Linked DNA regions of Homo sapiens: region 1 is linked to region 2. The links are chromatin loops, found by intact Hi-C in ENCODE. Cell type or tissue: CD14-positive monocyte. All regions are shown on one strand. Links, peaks and the distances in the headings refer to the core of each region. The heading gives the core; the rest is flanking DNA.

Region 1 (11,782 bases), core at 1,827-9,826, 61 kb before region 2:
AAGCAGATAAGTTATTCCACCATCCCTGTGACAAAGTGAACAAAAGCAAAGAAAGACATGGAGTTAAACTAACTGAGCTTCCTTCATGTGAAAGAAACTGCTAGAAAACAGAAGAAGTGTTTCTCGTCAACAGTCATCCCTCTTTAAATAGTTTATACTAAGAAACAAAAGAACCATATATGTTAAAAACCTACACTAAAATCATACTCAGTGGTGAAATATAGAAGGTTTTCCCTCTGGTTAGGAACAAGATAAAAATGTCCGTTAGCATCAATCCTATTCAACATTGAACTGGAGGTCCTAGCCAGAGAAATAAAGAAAAAGAAATAAATTATATAAAGATAAATGAAGTGACACTTGTATATTAACAGATGGTACAAATATTATAGTTAAAAAATTATAATACAAAAGATTTATAAACAAATGAATTTAGCAAAGTTGCTAGATATGAAGTAAATATACAAAAATCAATTCCGTTTCTTTTTTCACTTTTATTTTAGTTTCAGAGGTACATGTGCAGGTTTTTTATGCAGGTAAATTGCATGTCATGAGGGTTTGGTGCAAAGATCGTTTTATCACCCAGGTACTAGGCAAAGGTAGTTTTTAGATCCTCACTCTCCTCCCACCCTCCACCTTCAAGTAGGCCCCAGTGCCCATTGTTCCCTTTTTTTGTGTCAATGTGGACTCAATGTTTAGCTCCTACTTATAAGTAAAAATTTGTGGTATTTCGTTTTCTGTTCCTGTGTTATTTGCTTAATTCTATTTCTTATACTATCAACAAACAACTAGAAAATAAAATTTAGAAAAATAAACCATTTACAATAGCACTCAAAAATATCACATACCTAGGAATATATCTGATGAAAAATGTAAAACCCTCTACACTGAAAATTATACAATATTGCTGAGAGAAAGTAGAGACCTAGTGGAGAGAGATGGCACACACATGAGTTGGAAGATTAAATATAAAATAATGTAAATCCTCCCCAAATTGATCCATGGAATCAATGTTATCACAGTTAAAATCACTACAGGTTTTTTTGTATGGAAAATGACAAAATGTTTGTAAAATCTATTTGGAAATACAAAGAACCTAGGATAGCCAAAATAGGTTTGAAGAAAATGAGCAAATTGCAAGTCTTACTGTTATAGTAGGTAGCTCATCAGGCATAAGCAGGGTAGAAGAGGGCTCTCTCCGACTTCACACTCCCCCCCCACCTCCTGTCACACACATCAGGAATGTCAGGTGACAATCAGGTAATGGTCAGTAATGGTCAGGCCGTTGTTAACTGTCTCTCTAAAATAATAATTGGTCACAGCCAGTGCCAGGGAAAGGCCATCTCCTGCTACATAGAAAACACCTGAAACTAGTGATCAGCAGCTTCCTGGAGTTGGGAAAGTGGACTCAAGCATGTGCATGCAGACAGCCCAACCCAAGGGAAGAATCAAAGGAGAAGTGACGCAAGACCCCGGAAGTATGCCAACATATAAAGCCAAAGTTAAACATAAAACCAAAGTATGCCAAAGTAAAACAACGTCAAAAAGTCAAACCGCACACTTGTCTTTCAAGTCGCCCGCTTGGTCCTCTTCCAAGTGTACTGTCTTTCCTTCCTTTCATTCCTGCTCTAAAGTTTCTTAATAAACTTTTACTCTTGCTCTAAAACTTTCCTCAGTCTCTCCTGCCTTGTGCTCCTCTGTTGAATTCTTTCTTCTGAGGAGGCAAGAATTGAGGATTCTATAGACCTACATGGGTTCACTGCCAGTAACATTACTATCAGATGTCAACTTAACTATATAGCAAAGGTAATCAAAATACTGTGGGTGTTAGCATAAGAATAGAAAATATAGTCAATGGAATAAATCAACACAGGTATTATCATCTGAATTGTGACAAAAGTCTCAGTGTAGAAACAATGCCCTTTTTAATAAATGCTGTTGGAATAATTATATCTGTAAAACAAATCAACTTTGACTCCCCCACCTTACACCATACATAAAAATTAATTTGAGATAGATTACAGATATAAATGTAAACAGCATGACAATAAAGCTTCTGAGATAAAGTATAGGAGAGTACTTTCATAATATTGAAATAGATAAAATATTTTATACAGAATATGAAAGACACAAACCATAAAAGTAATGAAATGCTATTCACTACAATTAAGACCTTCTGCTCATCAAAGGACACCATTATGAAAGTGAGTAGAAAAGCCACAGATTGGAAAAAACTTTGCTCTGTGACAAAGGAGTCATATTCACAATATTATGTATAAAAATTCCTATAAATCAATTAAAAAGACAAATCAACCTAATTTTAAAATGAGCAAAACAATTGAATAGGACTTCAAAAAACACACTATCCATATGTCCAGTAGCTAATGATTCCCTGATGGTATCATTAGTCATCAGGGAAATGCAAATTAAAGCCATATAACCACCAAATTAAAACTACTACACACCCACCAAGTTACTAAAATTGAGATGACTGACAATATCAAGTGTTGGTGAGGAAGTGAAGCAACTGGAAACCTCATATATTGCTGGAGGAAGTGAAAGTGTTACAATCATTTTGGAAACCTGTTTGGCAATACCTACTAAAGCTAAACATATGCTTGCCTTATGATCCAACCATGCTACTCCGAGGCATATTTGTAGAAGTGAGGTCATATGTCAACAAAAAAGATGGGTAGAATAATATTTGTAGCTTCTGAGCAAAACAACTGTCTCTGAATATTACCTTACTTTGGAAGGTATTGGCATACATTTGAATTAAAGTCAGAATTTTTCAAAATAAGCCCTAATTTAAAAGACTATTCTATATTCAAAGTAAAACAATATTAATAGAACTTTCCTTTGCAAAAACAATAAAGGAAACAAGGCATTTTGTAAAATGTGGTCCTGAACAAGTCACAGTAAAAAATAAATGTATACTTAACTTCCACCTCTTCAAAACAGAGGCTACTTTCTGTTCCTCAGCCTTGGAAACAAGGTGAAGAACAGCCTGTATGCAACTTCAGACAGGGGGTTACCAAAACAAAGCTGAAGCAGTTGACCATGGACACCTCAAAAGAATTTCGGAGAACCTGACCGAAGGATCCAAATTCTATGTTTTTTGTTTTTGTTTCTGTTTTTGTTTTTTTGAGACGGAGTCTCATCCTGCTGCCCAGGCTGGGGTGCAGTGGCGTGATCTGGGCTCATTGCAACCTCTGCCTCCCGGGGTTCAAGCTATTCTCCTGCCTCAGCCTCGCAAGTAGCTGGGATTACAGGCACGTGCCACCAGGCCCGGCTAATTTTGTTGTATTTTTAGTAGAGATGGGGTTTCACCATATTGGCCAGGGTGGTCTCAAACTCCTGACCTCAAGTGATCCGCCCGCGTCAGACTCCCAAAGTGCTGGGATTACACGTTTGAGCCACCGTGCCAGGCCTAAATTCTATTTTTAATAACTAATACGAAAGTGAAGTGGCTCCTCCCAAGTAGCAGTGCTGCCGGGGCCTGGCCCAGGCCTAGCCCTGAGCTCGACTCTCATGCTCCCAAGCAAACCCTGATGCTCCTGCTCCAAGGTAGACCTTTTCCCTTTAGAGGTTCAGTGTCCAGGGAGCTCTATGATTGTGTGAATGAGGTGAGCGCCAACTCCATGTGAGTATTTTAAGGCTTGGAGTCAAAGTATTTTCCTAACACTCCTAGGCAGAGTCCATGGCCCATCTCCAGTTTGTTCTAATTTCTTACCATGCATCTGTAGCTCTAGGACCGCAGACCTTCATCACAATCGTATCCAATGTCCATCGTAAATTTTTTTTTTTTTTTTTTTTTTGAGACAGAGTCTTGCTCTGTCGCCCAGGCTGGAGTGCAGTGGCACCATCTCGGCTTACTGCAAGCTCCATCTCCCAGGTTCATGCCATTCTCCTGCCTCAGCCTCCTGGGTAGCTGGGACTACAGGTGCCCGCCACCATGCCTGGCTAATTTTTTCATATTTTTAATAGAGATGAGGTTTCACCATGTTAGCCAGGATGGTCTCGATCTCCTGACCTCGTGATACGCCCGCCTTGGCCTCCCAAAGTGCTGGGATTACAGGAGTGAGCCACCGTGCCCGGCCCACCCAAACTTATGATTCATATTCTGTACCTGGAAACAGTCCCTGTATTTAACAATAGCACCTACACATGAAAACAATCCACTGTTACAGCTTATATAGTCACAAAACATTAATGATCTTCTGTAGAACAAGCAAATTTTTTTACCATAATTGTCGTGCATCAAATTCTTGGCTGTCTAGCATTTCTTGGTAAAAAGACATAATTCTAAAACCATTCCTCCATTGATAGACAAGCAGGCTATTCTCAATTTTTTGCTATTTCGACAGTACTACAATCAGCATTCCCCAAAATATAACTTTATGCACCTAAAATACAATGAGAATTTTTTGTAGATTAGATTTCTCAAAGTGGAATTCAGTGTCAGTGGATATGGGCATTTGAAATTGTAACAGATGTCACAAATTATTCTCCACAATTTTGAAACAATTCAGTACCCATCCAGTAGTATATAGTGGAATCCATTTCCCACACCTTCACCAGCAATGGATGCTACCAATCTTTATTACTTTTGCTAATCTAAAGGGAGAAATGGTGTTTTATTGACATTTTATATGGCCTTTTTAAGATAACATAATAATACATTTATGCTGATAATTGCCAACACTAATATGAACTAGACTCTACTAATAATGTCACATTAATTAAATATGTTTAAACACAAGATACTGACCATGCCATAGAGAAAAATTCTGCTTTGAAAAGGGGTTGGAACTGGTTACATTTTGCACAGGAATTCATTTGCCCTAGGAGTACCTGCCCTGTCCACAACCCTTGCTGAGGGAAATAGTTCTGGGTAACTTCCTAAGCATAGAAAGCCACACTCTATATTCACATCATCACGGCCTGACTTTTAGAGAATTTGACCAGAAACAGATTACTCCTAACCAATCCTACAGAATGGCCAGTTACCCATGAGTTAGTCTAGTTTGTAAGCTTGGTTCTACAGTGAAAACATTGAGTAAGGGGACTCACATCTTCATGGTGCTTTGTAACATTCTCTAACCTAACTCTAACCTAACCCAACTCCTGCCCCACAAATCCTCTCACTGTAACCCTCTGGATGCCTGCTCTGGGATCAGCAAACACCCTAAATTTCCACCCTTTTCTTAGTAAGTTCTTTTTACATATTTTGCCTTAGTTGAAATCTGGCTGTTCTCTGAGACAGCATTTCTCCTGTAGCCCTCTCAAAAGGAAGGTTGTTTGTTTTCTCATAACTCACAACCTCATAGTCTTGAGATGGGGTAGCTGTCTGTGCTCTGCATTTCTTCTTCCGTATATACTATCTCTCCCCCTTGCTCTTATAAAACACTCAAGCTCTTGCAAACTCACAGCCTCTCATTGTTGCTATAAACTACTGACATCCCGACCACAACCCCTAATCCTGACAACCTGAACTCTTGGCTCAGTTTTCTGTCCACCCCAACTCCTGTCATTATCATCACTGGTCTCAACATCCAGCACCCTGGTGTTGCCATTCCCATTCCACCTTTTCCTCCACTCTATCTCATCTGCCCACTCCGACAGTCACAGCTTGAATCTTCTCATCAGCAGAAACAATATCACCTGTGAAATGTCAGCTTAAACATCCCACTCCCTGACCACCACCTTCCATCAGTCCAGATCACATGCTGCAGAACAGCCCCACCACTCCCACCACAAATCTTTGACGTCATCCTCCTGTCCCCACAATTTTCTCATGGCTCTCCTGACTTCTCTTCCCTCTTGTTCATCCTAGATTTCATGAATAATCATTTCAGTTACTTCCTGGCAAATCCTACCAACTCATTCACTCATATCCTCCTTCATCATACTTTCCTGCAAACACCAGACATCTTCCTCCTTGAGGCTGACCCCAAGCAGCTGTATGTTGCTAGAGGAAACAATTGCACAACTGAGATGATGGGTTTCTTGTTAATGTGGTGATCCCAAGAATTAGTAGGGCTTTACCACTGCACAGAGAGCTGATCATCTTTCTCTGACAGGATCACCTTCCCACTCCCCAAGGTGAATAACTTCTCTCTCCCACATCTCCTCCTACATATATCATTTCTTTCCTCATACTTAAGAAAAAAACAGAATTCACCAGAAGCAAACTCTGAGCTTCTCACCACCCATGCTCAAGCTTACAATATCTGTACTCACCTTCTCTTCTTTTTAACCTGTTATGGTGGAGGATGTGTCCCCAGGCCTAATGAAGGCCAACTCTCCTCTTGGGCACTGAATTCCATCCCATGAATTCATCCCTGCCTTCTAAAAGACTGTACCTCCTTAGTTATGTTCTCTCCTGGAATAGAGTCAGTCCTTCCTTTCTCCCTACAAAACCACTCCCATCAGCAAGCAAACATGCTCTACTGCCTACCTTTTTGAAAAGGCAAATCTTCACCCCTCCAGTTTCTGTACCATCTCTCTATCCCTTACTCACAGCCAAACTCACCAAGAAATATATCTACACAATATGTGTAAATTCTCACTTCACCTTATTCCTCTTTTACTTACTATGTTATTCTAGAAAATTAAAAAATAGAGAAGGAATTGGATATTTACCTGTGTATTTTTTGATAAATTTTAAAAAGACACACACAAAATGCACAACAGAGGTTGCCACTATGGTGGGCGCAGCAGAATAAAACTAGAAGCATAACACAGAAGAGAACTTCAGCATCATCCTTTTATTCTCAATGATGCTCTCTGCTCTGCCTTCCACCTCCACACCCAGTGGAAACTGATCTTGTTACAATCATCCATCAACAAACCTCATGTTTTCAAATCCAATGGACATCACTTGGTCTTTGTTTTACTCAGCCTCCCAGTGTCTGTCACAGTGCCTAGCACATGCTTTTCTCTGGGCTTGCATATACCACCTCGCTAGGACACCTTTCTTAGTTACCTGGCCATTTCCTCCTCATCTACCTGAACTTAGCGTTCTTGGGAGGATTTTTTCTTCCATTATCTCTTCTATGATCATGGCTTCCAGTGCCATCTATCGGCTGTAACTGCTGCATTAGTCCATTATCACACTGCTAATAAAGACATATCTGTGACTGGGTAATTTATAAAGGACAGACATTTGATTGACTTGCAGTTCAGCATGGCTGGGGAGGCCTCAGGAAACTTACAACTATGGTGGAAGGGAAAGCAAACACATCTTTCTTCACATGGCAGCGGGAAGAGAAGAATGAGCAAAAGGGGGGAAAGCCCCTTATAAAACCACCAAGTCTGGTGAGAATTAACACACTATCATGAGAACAGCAGTGTGGGGGTAAACACCCCCATGATTCAATTAGCTCCCACCAGGTCCCTCCCATGACATATAGGGACTATGGGAACTACAATTCAAGATGAGATTTGGCAAGGGACACATAGCCTAACCATATCAACTGCCAAACTTACATCTCCAGTCCAGATAACTCCTCTGAGCTCCAATCTTCCTAATTCAACTATTTAACACTTTCTGGCAGGGTACAGTGGCTTGTGCCTGTAATCCCAGCACTTTGGGAGGCTGAGGTGGGAGGACCACTTGAGGTGAGGAGTTCGAGACCAGCCTAGCCAACATAGTGAAACCCTGTCTCTACCAAAAATACAAAGCCAACATAGTGAAACCCTGTCTCTACCAAAAATACAAAAATTAACCAGGTATGTTGGTGTGCACCTGTAGTCCCAGTTACTCAGGAGGAAAAGTCATGAGGATTGCTTGAACCCAGCGGGCAGAGGTTGCAGTGAGCCAAGTTTGCAGCGCTGCACTCCAGCCTGGGCAACAGAGCAAGACTCTGTCAAAAAAAAACTATTTAACATTTTTTTCTGATATTGCCAATTTTAAATGCCCAAAACTCATTATTTTAACATCTTCCCCCACTTACCTCGGTTCTTCTGGGTTTCTGCAGTAACTTTTATCACCATCGATTCAGTTGATCAAACCAGAAATCTCCCTTTCACTAATATCCAGCATCTAGGCAACCAGTAAGTGGCTTGTACTACCTAATATGCTGTCTCATTTTTCCTCTCTTGAATCATCTCTACTGCTAACACTGTAATCCACACCATCATTCTCACCTGTATTGCTGGAATAGGCTCCCACCTGTTCTTATCTCTTTCTTGCTGCCTCCTCCCTCACCCCTGGTGTATTTTTGACACACCAAGAAGAATCATCTTAAAATAAAAAATTGGATTATGTTGGTTTATTGGTTGGTCTTGCTTTCTCTTCCTCTCTCTCTCTCCTCCTCTCTTCTCTATTCTCTCTTACATACTCTAGGACCCACAACTCTCTCACTATATCTGGAATCCCCAGAACCTAGCTCAACATTGACACTTAAGAGGAGGACTTTAAATATTAGTTAAATGAATCATTGAAGTGGACAAATTAGGGTATCCTACGATCATTTAAAATCCAGAAACAAAGGGCTAAGAAATCAGTAAGAGAGCCAGAAACCAATGCACATGAGTAAAGAAAGCTAAAATAACAGCCAAGGAGGAGTAGACAATATGAAAAATAGAGAAAATTATTAGAATTGAAAAGTGTTTGACTTAGTATCTGAGCCTTAAAGAGAAATTGTTGCTGGTAGCTGAGACAGTTGCAGTACTCATGTAGTGTTCTGGAAAGGCCTTGAAGCTTCCAGTGACCCCATATGATCTAGTCTTTTGAGGTATATTTGTTTGATATTCTATTCCTCCTTATTGCTATGTTTATCTTTACAGCAGGCTGAAGGATATTCTGAGTTCCTTGGTATATCAGTTGTCTACCCAAACAACACTCTAATGTTGATTATCTCCTGAGTTGACTGGGAGGGTCTCTATTCTTACAACTGGAAAAATGACAGATTAGGAGTCTGTATGATCCCTCCCAGGGCTGGTATTCTGTCTTGTTCATCATAGCTCTGTTTCTGGTGCTGGCACACACTAGGAACCTGAAAAATGTGTGTTGAAATGAATTCAACAGATCAGAGCTCTCTAATGAATTGAAATTTTTTTGGACTTTTTATGGCTTTCCCCTTTCTTTTAGCAGAAAAAGAGAATCAATTCTAGTGAAGTCCATTTCACGGCTAATGAAGCTTTAGCTGCCATGTGTCCAAGTGTGAAGACAGTATTAGAATATGATATGGTTTGGCGGTGTCCCCACCCAAATCTGATCTTGAATTGTAGTTCCCATCATCCCCATGTGTCATGGGAGAGACCAGATAGAGATAATTGAATCATGGGGGCAGTTTTCCTCACCCTGTTCTCATGATAATTGCTTCTCAAAAGATCTGATGGTCTTATAGGGGGCTTCCCCCTTCTGTGGGCACTCACTTTTCTCTCCTGCTGCCATGTGAAGAAGGACTTGTTTGCTTCCCCTTCCACCATGATTGTAAGTTTCCTGAGGTCTCCCTAGCCTTGTAGAACTGTAAGTCAATTAAACCTCTTTCCTTTATAAATTACCCAGTCTGGGGCAGCTCTTTATAGCAGCATGAGGAATGAACTAATACAGTAAATTGGTACTGGGTAATGGGGCACTGCTGTAAAGATACCCAAAAATGCAGAAGCGACTTTGGAACTGGGTACCAGGTAGAGGGTGGAACAGTTTGGAGGGCTCAGAAGAAGACAGGAAAATGTGAGAAAGTTTGGAATTTCCTAGAGACTTGGAGGGCTCAGAAGACAGGAAGATGTGGCAAAGTTTGGGACTCCTAGAGACTTGTTGAGTGGCTTTGACCAAAATGCTGATAATGATATAGACAATGAAGTCCAGGCTGAGGTGGTCTCATAGAGAGATAAGGAACTTGTTGGGAACTGGAGTAAATGTCACTCTTGCTATACAAAGAGGATGCTGGCATTTTGCCTCTGCCCTAAAAATCTGTGAAACTTTGATCTTGAGATAAATGACTTCAGGTATCTGGCAGAAGAAAGTTTTAAGCAGCAAAGCATTCAAGAGGAAGCCGAGCATAAAAGTTTGGAAAATTTGCAGCCTGACAATGCAATAGAAAACTAAACCCCATTTTCTGGGGATAAATTCAAGCCTGCAACAGAAATTTGCATAAGTAACAAGGAGCCGAATGTTAATCCCCAAGACAATGGGGAAAATGTCTCCTGGCCATGTCAGAGGCCTTCACGGCAACCCCTACCATTCACAGACCCAGAGGTTTAGGAGGAAAAAATGGTTCTGTGGGCCAGGCCCAGGGCCCCACTCCTGTGTGCAGCCTAGGGACGTGATGCCCTGTGTCCTAGACGCTGCAGCCATAGTCAAAAGGAGCCACAGTACAGCTCAGACCATGGCTTCAGAGGGTGTAAGCCCCAAGCCTTGGCTGCTTCTATGTGGTGTTGATCCTGCAGGAGCACAGAAGTCAAGAATTGAGATTTTTGGAACCTCCACCTAGATTTCAGAGGATGTATGGAAGTACTTGGATGTCCAGACAGAATTTTGATGCAGGGGCAGAGCCCTCATGGCGAACCTCTGTTAGGGCAGTGTAAAAGGGAAACATGGGGTCAGAGCCCCTACACAGAGTCCCCACTGGGGCACTGCTTGGTGGAGTTATAAGAAGAAGGCCACCATCCTCAAGACCCCAGAATGGTAGATCCACTGATAGCTTGCAACACATACCTAGAAAAGCCACAGATACTCAATGCTAGCCTATGAAAGCAGCTGAGATGGGGGCTGTACCCTGCAAAGACACAGGGGTGGAGCTGCCCAAGGCCATGGGAGCTTACCTCTTGCATCAGCGTAACCTTGATGTGAGACATGAAGTCAAAGGAGATCATTTTGGAACTTTAAGGTTTAGTGATGGCCCTATTGGATTTTGGACTTGTATAGGGCCTGTGGCTCCCTTTTTTGGCCAATTTCTCCCATTTGGAATGTGTGTATTTACTCAATGCCTGTACCCCCATTGTATCTGGGAAGTAACTAACTTGCTTTTGATTTTACAGGCTCATAGGTGGAAGGGACTTGCATTGTCTCAGATGAGACTTTGGACTTGGACTTTTGAGTTAATGCCAGAATGAGTTAAGACTTTGGGGGACTGTTGGAAGAGCATGATTGTGTTTTTAATTGTGAGGACATGGGATTTGGGAAGAGTCAGAGGTAGAATGATATAGTTTGGCTGTGTCCCCACCCAAATCTCATCTTGAATTATAGTTTCCATCATCCCCACGTGTCGTGGGAGGGACCAGGTAGAAATAATTGAATCATCGGGGTTGTTTCCCCCATTCTGTTCTCATGACAGTGAGTGAGTTCTCACAAGATCTAGTAGTTTCATAAGGGGCTTCCCCCTTCACTGGGCACTCACTTTTCTATCCTGCAGCCATGTGAAGAAGGACATGTTTGCTTCCCCTTCCACCATGATTGTAAGTTTTCTGAGCCCACCCCAGCCCTGCAGAACTAGGAGTCAATTAAACCTCTTTCCTTTATAAATTACCCAGTCTTAGGTAGTTATTTATAGCAGCATGAGAATGGACTGATACAGAGTATTACTTGGATAAACAACCCAAATTCCAGAGATCTCTTAATGGGACATATGCCCAGAGTGCCCTATGCACATTAGTGCAAATGTACCATGATGGGAGGAGGCCTTTTCTACCAGAAACAAGTAACAACTGTCATACACCAGGAAAGCTAACCTGTCCAAAGCACCTCTCAATGCTACTTTCCAAAAAGGGTCTTAAACAATCACCTATTGCTGTTCCCTTGTCTTATAAAGAAGGGGACTAGCATTCCTAAAAC
Region 2 (11,782 bases), core at 2,635-10,634:
ATTCTAACATGCAGACGTGATCAAGTCTCTCTTCTGCCTACAATCTACAATCACAGGTACAAAGTCCCAGTAAGCCTGGTTTACCGGGTCATCATTATCTTTGTGCCCTCCTTTCCTCCCCTGTTTCTTCTCCAGGCAGCCTGTATTCTAGCTGTGCCGAGTGGATTACTACACAGGTGCTTACTCCTCTTGAATGCTTTAGCCCTTTTCATCCTCTGCTTGGTTCCACTCTTGCCAGTCACTGAGGAGCAAGAGAATTGGGCTAGATTCAGTTCTGACTGGCCACACCAAGTCAGCCTTTGTCAACCAATCACCATGGTGATACCAGGTTATAGATAATACTATATACCAGGTAACCTAAAATACCTGCTGCCAAGTCTCTGTGTGAAACTGGGGAGTCCTTTCCCTTCCTTGGGCCTCAGTTTCTCTTTCTGAGGCTAGATGGGTATCAGTCCAAGTGAGTTTTATGCACTCTAATAGGCTAAATATTTCTGGACCCATATTCATTTTTCCAGTAGTTATAGGTTGAACACTGGATATCACCTGTCACCGTGTCAAGTGATGAGGACACAGCTGTGACTGAGACAAATACAATCCCTACCTTCACAGACTGATTCTCATAAATTTCTCCTTGAAGCACAATAGAGTTCTTTTTCTCCCAAAGGTTGTTTATTCTATCCAAGAAGAGCAACTTACGGTTCTGCTATGATTTAGTAACCATCCGCTTAGACCAAACTCAGCAATCCTACATGCTTTCATAGGTAAGACATCCTTAAATCTTCACAACAATCACATTGCTGTCCCCCATTTACCAATAAGGAAACTGAGGCTAAGAGAGGTTCAGAATAATATCTTGGTATAACCTAAGATCAAAGAACTAATAAGTGCTGAGATTCACACCCAGGTCTCTCTGCCTCCATAGCCCCTGCTTTTATGCCATAGGCAGTTTTCTGTTTTGTTTCATTTTGTTTTGTTTTTTTAACCAGGCATTTATCAGGGCCTACGGCTTGGGGCACTATATTGGGCTCTTATCGAGACAAAGAGAAAATGAGCTTTCAGTCTGATAACTTTGGTCTGAAATATGTGACTCTGACTTCACCCGGCTTTCCCATATTTGCAAACATAGCTTCAGAGAGAAGAAATATTTGAATCAGATGGAGACAGGGCTGGACTGGATTTGGAAATGCCAAGCAGAGGAGCAGGGGCCTGCCTGGCTAAAGGCTTCAGAGGGTCCAGGAAGCTGTGAGTCACAGGGGGCTTGAAGAGGAGAGGGTATGCTGAAAAATGAGATTGGCTAGGTGCTTTAGGGCCAGACCATGAACAACTTTAATTAGATCTCACTCCAGTTCAGCTGAAGATTAGTCAGTCTGAAGTCCCTGAGGAGGTATTGGGTACACTGGAAGAGGGATGGAAACAAGTCTAAATTAGAAATTCACTAGGAATAAGCAAGAAATGACTCCAGCATCCTCAAGGCTTAATAGAACTCAGATGGTTCTCAAGGTACCAGCCTCCTGAACAGGAAAAGATCTACTACTTAAAATGAGAACTTGGTTTATTTTAGTTTGTAAAGGTGCGAAGCATGCTAATGGGATAACTTAGGGCAGCTGAGATTTTCTGAAGGTTTGAGTAGTTAGAGGAGGTGAGCATGGCCTAGGGCCAAGAGTGTAGCTTTGGAGTTAGCCAGGTGTGAATGCAAAAATCCTCAGTCTGCCATCTCCTCCCTGTTTGAACTTGCGCAGTTTCCTTCCAGCTCTCTGTGCCTCCATATCTTCAGTGAGAATATGGAGTAAATCATAGGAACTTCATGTTATTTTTGTGAAATTATAAATGTAAGCTCCTTAGCAATGTGCCTGCGCCAAGCTAGCAGTTGTTAAATCATAACTGACAATTAGCTAACGTTAACAACTTCTGCTAAAGAGAGGAAGACTAGGTATCTATTAAACAGACACTTGGTGCCACGTGCTGTGAAGGCATTACTTTATTTAATCCTCAGAGCAGTTTTTCTAAGGAGGTATTATCCTCCCAACTTAGCCTTCTAAGTAACTGAAGTTCGAGAAAGCTATGCTATACCTAATCATTTTTTAAAATCTGATTTTAGTCATTTATAATCCTGAGCCAGATTGTCTTGGGTTCAACTCCTGGCTCTGATACTTTTAACTTTGTTCCTTAATGTAGTAACTTTGTGTCTTAAACTATCTGCCACTTTGTATTCTCTTTTATAAACTGTAAACCCTTCTTCTCACAGTCCTTGTAAAGTATATTAAAGTAATACATAATTTAACCAGCCCACAGTGACCATTCAAAAACGTGGTGTTACCCTTGTGGTAAATTCACATAGCTGTGAGATGATGGAGCTGGAATCTGAACCCATGTCCAAAGCCCAGGCTCTTCCCTCCAAATCACATGATGGGAAATAACCCCAGTGTGTAACCCTACAATGGTAGACTAGATGGCTTCCAAGAATGGGGGAGTTTCCCAAAAGGGCCTAGCTGCTCTCCAAAAGTCTTTCTAAACCTAGCTAAGTCCCTCAAAGTCTTACCACTAGTTTTGCTTCATTGGATTAAAGCTCAATTAAAAACCAAATGTTGCACTAGGGATGTAAAGTAAGCCCATTATTTCTTGCTAAAGTGTTACAGTCCTACTTTCATGTAAGATGGCTATCACCAAGCAGAAAGCAAGATGCAGGTAGTGTAAAACTAAAGACATGTGAGTTTCAGTGAAATAAAAAGAAAAGTCTACAATTAAGAGTTCCACCAAGACATGGGAGTGGGCTCCCACAGTTAGGTAGCACAGAGTAAGAGAAAGAATACCACGCTATGAATTTTAAAACTTGGACAAATAAGGGGACTTACTCTAGCTCACTATATGACCTCAGCCAAATCTCTTCCCTCCTCTGAGCCTCAGTTTACCCTTCTGTAGCAAAGGGCTGATATCGAATGTTTCTAAGCACATTTCAGCCCTGACAGCCTGAGCTGTTAGGAAAAAAAGGGAAGCCCAGAAATGAATGGGTGAGACAGAGTCCTCCCTGGGACATCTGGAAAAGCCCAAGGAAGAGAGCAGAGCTAGCCTGTGGAGACAAACCATCTGGAGCCAGCAGGGGCCTGAATCTTATCATCTGACTGTGGTTGCCAGGCCACCAATTCCCATTCTGAGGTCTGAGCTCACCCATCCCCCAGATCACCTAAGACCAAAGCTGAACTCAGAAGTATCAACAATATTCTGGACTTGCATTATTCTATTACCTGAGATGAGAAGGCTGCTATCCAGCAGGTCAAGCTGTTTATCCAGAGTCAAACAGCCTGACCTTGAATTCAGATAGAACTTAAAGAAAACATCTGCACTAAATGGCAGAGTTGGCAATGGACTTCAAACTCAACTCTCATCCAGTGCTTCTTTGGTTCCATTAGATGGGCTCCAATTCCTCTAGGACAGTAACTCTTAACCAGGGCTGACTTTGTCCCCACAGGGCAATGTCTGAAGGCATTTTCAGTTGTCACAATAGGAGTGGGGGGAGTTCTACTGGCATCTAATGGGTAGAAGCCAGGGATGATGCCATGCATCCTACAATGCACAGAACAAGTCCCCACAACAAAGAATTATCTGGTCCAAAATGTCAATGGTGTCAAGGGTGGGAAATCCTGCTCTAAGCATACCAAAAGCTCATCCGGTTTTTCAAGTTACCTCAACAGATAGTCTTGTTAATAAATTATTTAACATCCCAGCTAAGAATGAATCACAGGTCCTATAGCTCCTGGTTCTTGAACCTCCCCATCTGACATTTAGATCACACAAAAGGAGCACAGCTTTCTTGTCAGGTGCAAAGACGTTTTGGATTTGGTTTTGGTTTCTATTTTTCTTTTTCAACTTTTATTTTAGAATCAGAGGGTACATGTGCAGGTTTGTTACAAAGGTATATTGCATGATGCTAAGGTGTGAGGTATAACTAAACCCATCACCTAGGAAGTGAACATAGTACCTAATAAGTGGTTTTTCAGCCCTTACTTCCCTTCTCTCTCCCCATTAGCAGTCCCCATTGTCTATTGTTCTCATCTTTCTGTCCATGTGTACCCAATGTTTAGCTCCCACTTGTAAGTGAGAACATGTGATGTTTGATTTTCTGTTTCTGCATTAGTTTTTTTTATTTCTCTTAATGTCAAAGATAAAGTTGCCTTGAGTCACATTTCCACAAATAGGATAATTTACCAGTTGAATTCCTGGAGATTTCAAAATGGGATGAGGGGATGCTGAGCCAGTTTCAAAACTGGTCATGACTGCTTGTTTGTCAGAGTCCATAGCTCCCTGCCTTCATTTCTTCCCACCTCCTTATGCTACTCTTTAAGTCATGCAACACCACCTATCATTCATTTGTGCTACCAACAATGATCATAGCAATGCCTGTTCTGGGGTCTAGGGTTATAGAAAAAGACATACTTGCTTCTCTCAAAAAAAAAATTCTCAGTCTGGTGGGGGAGACAGACACGTCAATGGATGGTTATGGCATACAAGAGTAACTACCTTAGTGGGGAAGCCCTAAGTAGATACAGTCACATGCCACATAAGGATATTTTGGTTAACAACAGACCACATGTATGATGGTGGCCCCATAAGATTATAATGGAGCTGAAAAATTTCTATCACCTAGTGACATCATAGCCATCATAACGTTGTAGCACAATGCATTACTGCCATGTTTATGATGATGCTGGTGTAAACGAACCTACTATGCTGCTAGTCATATAGCACATGCAGTTATGTGCAGTACATAATACTTGATAATGATAAGAAATGACTATGTTATTAGACTATGTGTTTACTATATTATACTTTTTATCATTATTTTCACACGTACTCCCTCTACTGAATTTAAATTAACTGCAAAACAGCCTCAGGAGGTTTTCCAGAAGAAAGCATTAGTATCATAGGAGATGACAGTTCCATGCATGGTATTGTCCCCATAGACCTTCCAATGGGACAGCATGTGAAAATGAAAAACAGGGATATTAATGATTCTGACCCTGTGTAGGCCTAGGCTAATGTGTGTATTTGTGTCTTTAAACAAAAATGTTTTAAAAATAAGAAATTTTAAAAATATTTTAAAATAGAAAAAAGCTTATAGATGAACGATACAAAGAAATAAAATATTTTTATACAGCTGTACAATGTGTTTGTGTTTTAAGCTAGGTGTTTCAAGAGTCAAAAATTTAAAAAATAAAGTTAATAAGTTAACTTTTTAACTCAGTTAAAAAGTTAAAGTTCATAAAGTTAAAAAGTTACTGTTCACTAAGGTTATTATTGAAGAAATAAAATGTTTATGTCAATTTAGTGTAGCCTAAATGTAGAGTGTTTATAAAGTACAGTAGTGTACAGTAATGTCCTAGGCCTTCACATTCACTCACCACTCACACATTGACTCACTCGGAGCAACTTCCATTTCTGCAAACTCCATTCATAGTAAGTGTCCTATACAGCTTTTCCATTTTTAAAATCTTTTATACCATATTTTTACTGGACATTTTCTATGTTTAGATAGACAAAACTTACCACGGCGTTACAACTGCCTAAGTATTCAGTACAGTAGCATGCTGTACAGTGATGTAGCCTAGGAGCAGTAGGCTCTACCATATAGCCTGGGTGTGCCGTAGCTGTGCCATCTGGGTTTGTGTTAAGTACACTCTATGATGTTCACACAACAACGAAATTGCCTAACAACACATTTCTCAGAATGTATTTCCGTCATTAAGGATGCATGACTGTACTTGACCCATGTTGAGGAATCAGAGAAGGCTCCCAAGGGGAAGTGAACTCTAAGCTGAAGCTTAAAAGAGTCATCTAGGCCAAAGTAAAAGTGGCAGAGAAGAGCTCTAGGCTGGACAAAAGTATATTCCGATGGCTGAAGAGAAGAGAGAGCATGGTGCCTTCGAGAAACTGTGAATGGTCCCCTAGGACTGAAACTGAGAAAATTAAGGTGAGAGAGGCCGAAGAGGAGGGTGAAGAGAAGACAGAGCCAGAATGAGAGGGGTTGTATGTGCCAGTTAAGGAGCTAGGCTTTATCTCAGGACAAGGAGGCAGAGACCTGCTCTGATTTCCAGAGGAGAAGGATCGTTCTGGAGGCACGATCAGGATAGATGGTGAGGGCACTGTCAGGATAGATGGTGAGGGCAAGAGGGGAGGCAGGGAGACTAGTTAGAAGGTGTTTTCAGCAGTCCAGCTGAGGGTATGGCAGCCTGGCCCAGGGAAAAGGCAGCAGGGATGAGACATGCAAACAAATGCCAGTGGGGCTGAGTAAGTATGGCGGACGGTGCCTGGCTACTGCTTGGCTATGGAAGTGAGGTGCTGGGAGAAGTCAAGTATGACTCCCAGAGTCCTGCCTTGGGACCACTCTGGTGGTCACTGAGATAGGAGACACAGGGAAGTTGCAAATTGGGGCAACGTGCCTATTTCGGTTCTGGTTATATTGAGTATGAATTTTCCAGCAGCCCACTGTCTATACGGGTATGGGGCTCGGAAGAAAGGCCTCAACACCCAAGGGACAGTGGTACCAAAATGGGGGTAATACACTGTGTCGTGAGGTCTTCAACTACCCCAGGAGAGCTGACACCAAATGGGGGATGGTGGGGAAGGAACAAAAGCAACGTTCACAGAGCTCTCCATTGTCGTTAAGCATATGGTTTAGCGGGAAAAGGACCTGATATGTCCGGTGTCCTGCAGCCTTATTCTATCCTCCAACAGTCTGCATGGCTGGAGTTACTCCCAATTTAACAATGGCAGAAGTGGGGGTCAGCATGGAGACAGTGATAAGCTCATCAGCATGGAGTTGAGATTCCAAGTCAGGTCCACCTGGTCCCAAATCCTGTGCTTTTACTACTTCAACCATTTTGCCTTGGTCTTCAAAAGACCACCTCTGTATTTCAAAATTTTCAGAATGGTGAAGCTTACAGGCTCTGAAGTCAGGAAAACACGGGTACAAATCCCAGCTTCGTGATTTATCAGCAGCTCATCACCCTCGTTTGCAAAGCAAAAGATAATTACTGACTTCACAAGGATGTCATGAGGACTGATTAAGATTAGGACATGGAAATCTCTTAGCACAGTAGCTGGAATAAAGAAGCACTCAATAAAGGTGTTCAGCATTTGGCAATCTCTTGCCAAATTTGTGGTTGTCACAACTCAGGAGAAGGTTGCTACTGGCTTCTAGTAGGCAGAGGCAGGGAAGCTGCTAAACGTCCTACAGTGCACAGATCAACAAAGAATTACTTGGTCTAAAATGCCAGTAGTGCCAAGATTAGATAAGAGGCACACATTTTTTTCCCTTTATTGACACAGGGCCCCACTATGTTGCCTGGCCTCGTCTCAAACCCCTGGGCTCAAGCAATCCTCCTGCCTCAGCCTCCCAAGTAGCTGGGATTACAGGCACATGCCACTGCACCCAGATAGATTAGGAACGATCTAATCTAACTTATTCATTTTACAGAGGAGAAAATGGAAATCCAGAAAGGAAAAGCGGCTTGTGTCTCGAGGAACATTTGGATGGAGAGGAAGAAGACCCTGCAAATTGCAAGCTGGCTGTCTGGAACCTTAACAGTAAAGATGTTTCTGTATCCTTCTTGCTCTTTGTTCAGGGAGAGTTGCTGGGGCAACTATTTTCTAACCTCTTTCAAGGGGAAAGAGGCCAGTCAGTGGTGCCCTGGGTGAGGGCATCCTGGCCCAGTCCTCCTGGTGGTCATACCCCAACCCAGCCACATCTGACCCAATGAAGGGCAGTAATCAAGAACGTGAATTACAGAATGTACCCAGGACTTTATGAGCATCATGTCACTTATTCTTCATAACAAGTAGTTCTGTCATCCTGTTGTAGTCCATGAGGACTCTGAGGCCTAAGGAGGCTCCATGATTTGCCTGGGGTTACACAACAGAGGGACACGTGGAAACCAATGTGCTCCAGAGTTCACATTCACTCCCACCTCTCAAGACTGTCCAGTGAGACCCCAGCCTGGGCCTCCAAAACCCTCATTTCTTCTACGCTTATAGGAGAAATCTGAGCAGGCTTCATCTGAACACAGGGTTTGAGTCACTGAAGTCCCACTTAGCCATGATCATCAAAACACACATTTCAATGGAATAGCCCACTCCCCAGATACACAAAAACCATGGATCTGGGTGGATTCTCAGCCCTCTTGTTTTCCTGGAGACCAGAGACAGGGGAGTGAACAGCCTGAAGTCACATAGCAAGTTCGTGATGGGTCTCCTGACTCCTTGTCTGTTTCATATTTGGAAATAGAAAAGCAAAACTAAAAATGCCAACTCTGAATTATGCCTTTTCAGGAGTGGAGAGGGGGCTGACCTTCAGACAGTTTCCTTCTGATACAAAGACATTTGCATGAAGTGATTCCCCAAAAGATCTTGGAGAAAAGACCTTGGTTTCTTGTCTCCTCCCTTGCTCAGCTAAAGCAAATGAGACTCTGGATTGTTAAAATAGCAACTTAACATGGGTAAGTAAAACTACAGAATGCAAAAAGAAAAGCTGTTTGAAGATCCCAACCCCAAAATGTTTCAATTCTGTAAATCTTTAAGCCAGGACTCAAAGCTCCACTTTCCTTTTTAAAAAAGGAAAGAGGCACACAGTGGTTCCCTGATTTCTCTTTCACAGCAGCCATGTGCCAGCAAGAATGTTTTTGCTTCATTCATTAGTTTATAGCTTATCTCATCCCAAAGTATTTTGACAGTAGTGGGTAGCAGGCAGGAGAAGAAATCAGAGTAATGGGCAAATGAATGTCAGATAATAAGAAAAGCCAGGAAACATCAGTAAACAGCAAGAAACAGTTGTTATAATGAGCTGCCTAGTAGCCAAATCAGTGAGGAAACTCAATCCATTACCAGGCTTACGCTGCCCATAAGAGAAAAAATATATATCTGATGATCAGAAGAAAAACAGATTTTCTTTGACATGATGTGAAAAATAAACCTTTATTGTTTAAGACACTGAGTGAGATTTGGGGGGCTTGTCTATTGCAGCAACCAGCACTAATTACCCTGACCAATCCCCACTGCTTTACCTCCCCCAGCCTTCCACAGATACTCAGTGTCTGTTGAATGAAGAACTGAGCACCAACTCCACATCAGGCTCTCTGATTGCCAGGTGACGTCCTATAATCTTGCTATGAGATTGGGATGTTGTGCCTTTTATTCCCTAGACAAGGGAATAAATGCCTTGGTCATGTAGATATTTTAGACTAGATAACTCATTGTCGTGGGGGGACTGTCCCCTGCATTGTAGAATGTTTCATGGCAATCCTGCCTTCAGCCCACTAGTTGTCAATATCACCACCACCTTTAGTTGTGACAACCAAAAATGCCCTCCGCTATTAACAAAAGTTCCTGCGGCCAAAAGTGCCCCCAGTTGAGAGTCACTGCCCTAGGCCTATGATCTGTAAGGACATTTTCTACATCCTTCTCTGCCAACAACCCCTACACCCCACTACACACACTACATATCCAAGATACAAAGATGGAACAGGACGGGACAGCCACAACAAACACACGTGGTGGAAAGAATGGGACACACACAGGAGTCACAGATCCAGAGCTGCTCTGAAATCCTGCCAGGCAGATGTCCTGAAGGCTCCAGCTCTAGGTGAGGGGCTGTGAATCTTCTCTCAAGGAAGCTGAGCCTTGTCCATTGTTCTCATGACCACTGGCTCCACTCTTTGGTTGGGGGTTGGGGGGGTTTCTCTTCCCACAACACTCCTTGGAGTTTAAATAGTTTCCTTAATCCACTTTCTGTTCATGGGAGGCTGGCATCCCAGGGATTGCTTTAAATCTCAAAGATTGTCCAGCCCAGACTTGAGGCTTCTTTGGTGTTGCATTTCACTCAATAACTTAATAGGCTTCTGATGTATTTGCCAGTGAACACAGGCAAAGTTCTTTTTAAGATACACTTCCTAAATCTGCCTTTTCCTTTTCTTTTTCATCACCTTGTTTCTCTCTCTCTTCACCTAATAGCAGCTACCTTGAGGCTACATGGAAAAATCAATGAGAAGACCACACTTCTAATTTGATCTTTGACCTGAGTCATTTCCCAAACAGGAGATTTTACTGGGCCCTTGCCACGTAAATCCCTTTTAAATTCCATCTCATATTGTGTGGAACCTAGAAATAGTCTGCTGTTTCAACTCCAAGGCCCCATCTTTCTGGGCTCTATTATTCTGAATTTCTGCTTGCAACTCATCTAACAATTTCTTGAGCTTGTGTAATACTCCTAATACCTTGCCAAATACAGCTATGCTACCATAACACTATTTTCCTACTTCTTGCTCTGAAATGATGAGTTCAATGAGCACTGTTTGCCCGTCTAGTCATCACAGGTGACAACTTTCCAAAACTTTGCCCCTGCATAACCTGATCTCCATCTTTCCAGTCTACAGTTCAGTTTCCAATCAACTGTCTCTTGACCACTAAGCTAAAGTCATTTCTATTATCCTTCTTTTTAATGAAGCACCCTCACTACCAGTATCAATTTCTGCATTAGACTAATTGGCACTAGCTGCTAATACAGACAAATCCTGAAAATTTCAGTGGATTAATACAATAAAAGTTTATTACTCACTCATTCAAAATCCAATGAAGGTAAGGAAGACCTTTTTCATCTTGGAGCTACAGAAAAGAAAATTGCTTCTAGAACTTAAGCAATAAAGGATGAGATTGTTTAAAAGGCTTCGAGGGATAAAGGCCCACTTAACGTGGGTAGAGAGATCAGATTAAAGGTGTGCTTGTTCTCTCTTCATGGCATTGGTAAACTCAGTGGACACGTATTGTATATGGTACAGCTCTAAGACAGAGGAGGACCATTCATGAGTATGGTCACCCGGTGCCCCGTGAGCATCACCTCCCTCCAAGTGGCTTGTTCTGTACTGGCTCCCAAATATTAAGAGAAACATCAATAAGCTTGGGAGCCTCCATGAACAGGGGAGTAGTTTCTATAGAGAGCTAGAAACTGTGGGATGGGAGAAACCAATTGTAGTAGACTATTACTGTTCACAAATATTTGCTGTCCTTTCCTAAGAGCAAATTTCCCTTCCCCACCTCATTGGCATGGCCAGTGTCACATGAGTGAAGGTGATATGTTTCAGTTCTGGTAGAAACTTTCAGAAACAGGGTATGAAGACTCGTGTTCTCTTTTTCTTCAATCACCATGATCAGCAATGTTTTAGATAGAGTCTACTTGATCAACATGAGTCCTGGGGTGAATATGGGTTAGAGCAGAGTAAAGTTGTTTTAGCCTGTGATGAATACATAGTGTGAGCAGGAAATTAACCTTTGCTCCTGAGAGCTCCTGAGATCTTGGAGTTGTTTGTTTCTACAGCATAACCTAGCTTGTCTTGACTAATAACACCAGTGAAGGAAATGCAGGAGATTGTCCCAAAGAAGAAAGAACATAGTTGGGAACAAGGTTGTTGTTGTCATCAACAACCTGAAAAGCCAAGAGAAAAACCAACACTAGATTTGCACATGTGTTGCTCCCAAACTGTGGAAATCACAGGGAGGTAGCTCAGTTTAAGGAATAATGTTCTGGAAGAGTAATGAGCAACTGGTGATTGGAGTTAATTGCAGAGGAGCAAGCAGCAGTCTGAGATAAGAGAATGGGAGATGGCTCCAAGGCCTCTCTCTTCCAGTGCTAAGATGCTGTCATTACATGGAAAATCTGTATTAAAGGTAGCCTTTGGCCCAGGAGTTTCCACATGTCAGGGAGTGCTGTGGTCTGAAGGTCTGTGTCCCCCACCAAAAA

The links. Peaks named below come from ENCODE experiments on the same cell type or tissue, not always from the same donor. Only the 100,000 strongest peaks of a DNase experiment are listed, where the experiment ranks them.
Region 1: a loop joins it to region 2, with 1.9 times the contacts of the local background. A loop is called at or near these places in 3 of 110 quality-filtered maps.

The regions. Positions count from the first base shown.
Region 1 is chr9:114,874,671-114,886,452 of GRCh38, reverse strand. No RefSeq gene overlaps it. Among named protein-coding and RNA genes, the nearest start is that of TNFSF8, 50 kb to the left of the region's middle. RefSeq lists a silencer at 5,830-6,124. In CD14-positive monocyte, for the core only: no CTCF peak of the experiment used is centred there; DNase peaks (open chromatin) are centred at 2,562 and 5,912; H3K4me3 peaks cover 259 bases; H3K27ac peaks cover 2,870 bases.
Region 2 is chr9:114,814,926-114,826,707 of GRCh38, reverse strand. No RefSeq gene overlaps it. Among named protein-coding and RNA genes, the nearest start is that of TNFSF15, 15 kb to the right of the region's middle. In CD14-positive monocyte, for the core only: no CTCF peak of the experiment used is centred there; a DNase peak (open chromatin) is centred at 5,737; H3K4me3 peaks cover 387 bases; H3K27ac peaks cover 1,405 bases.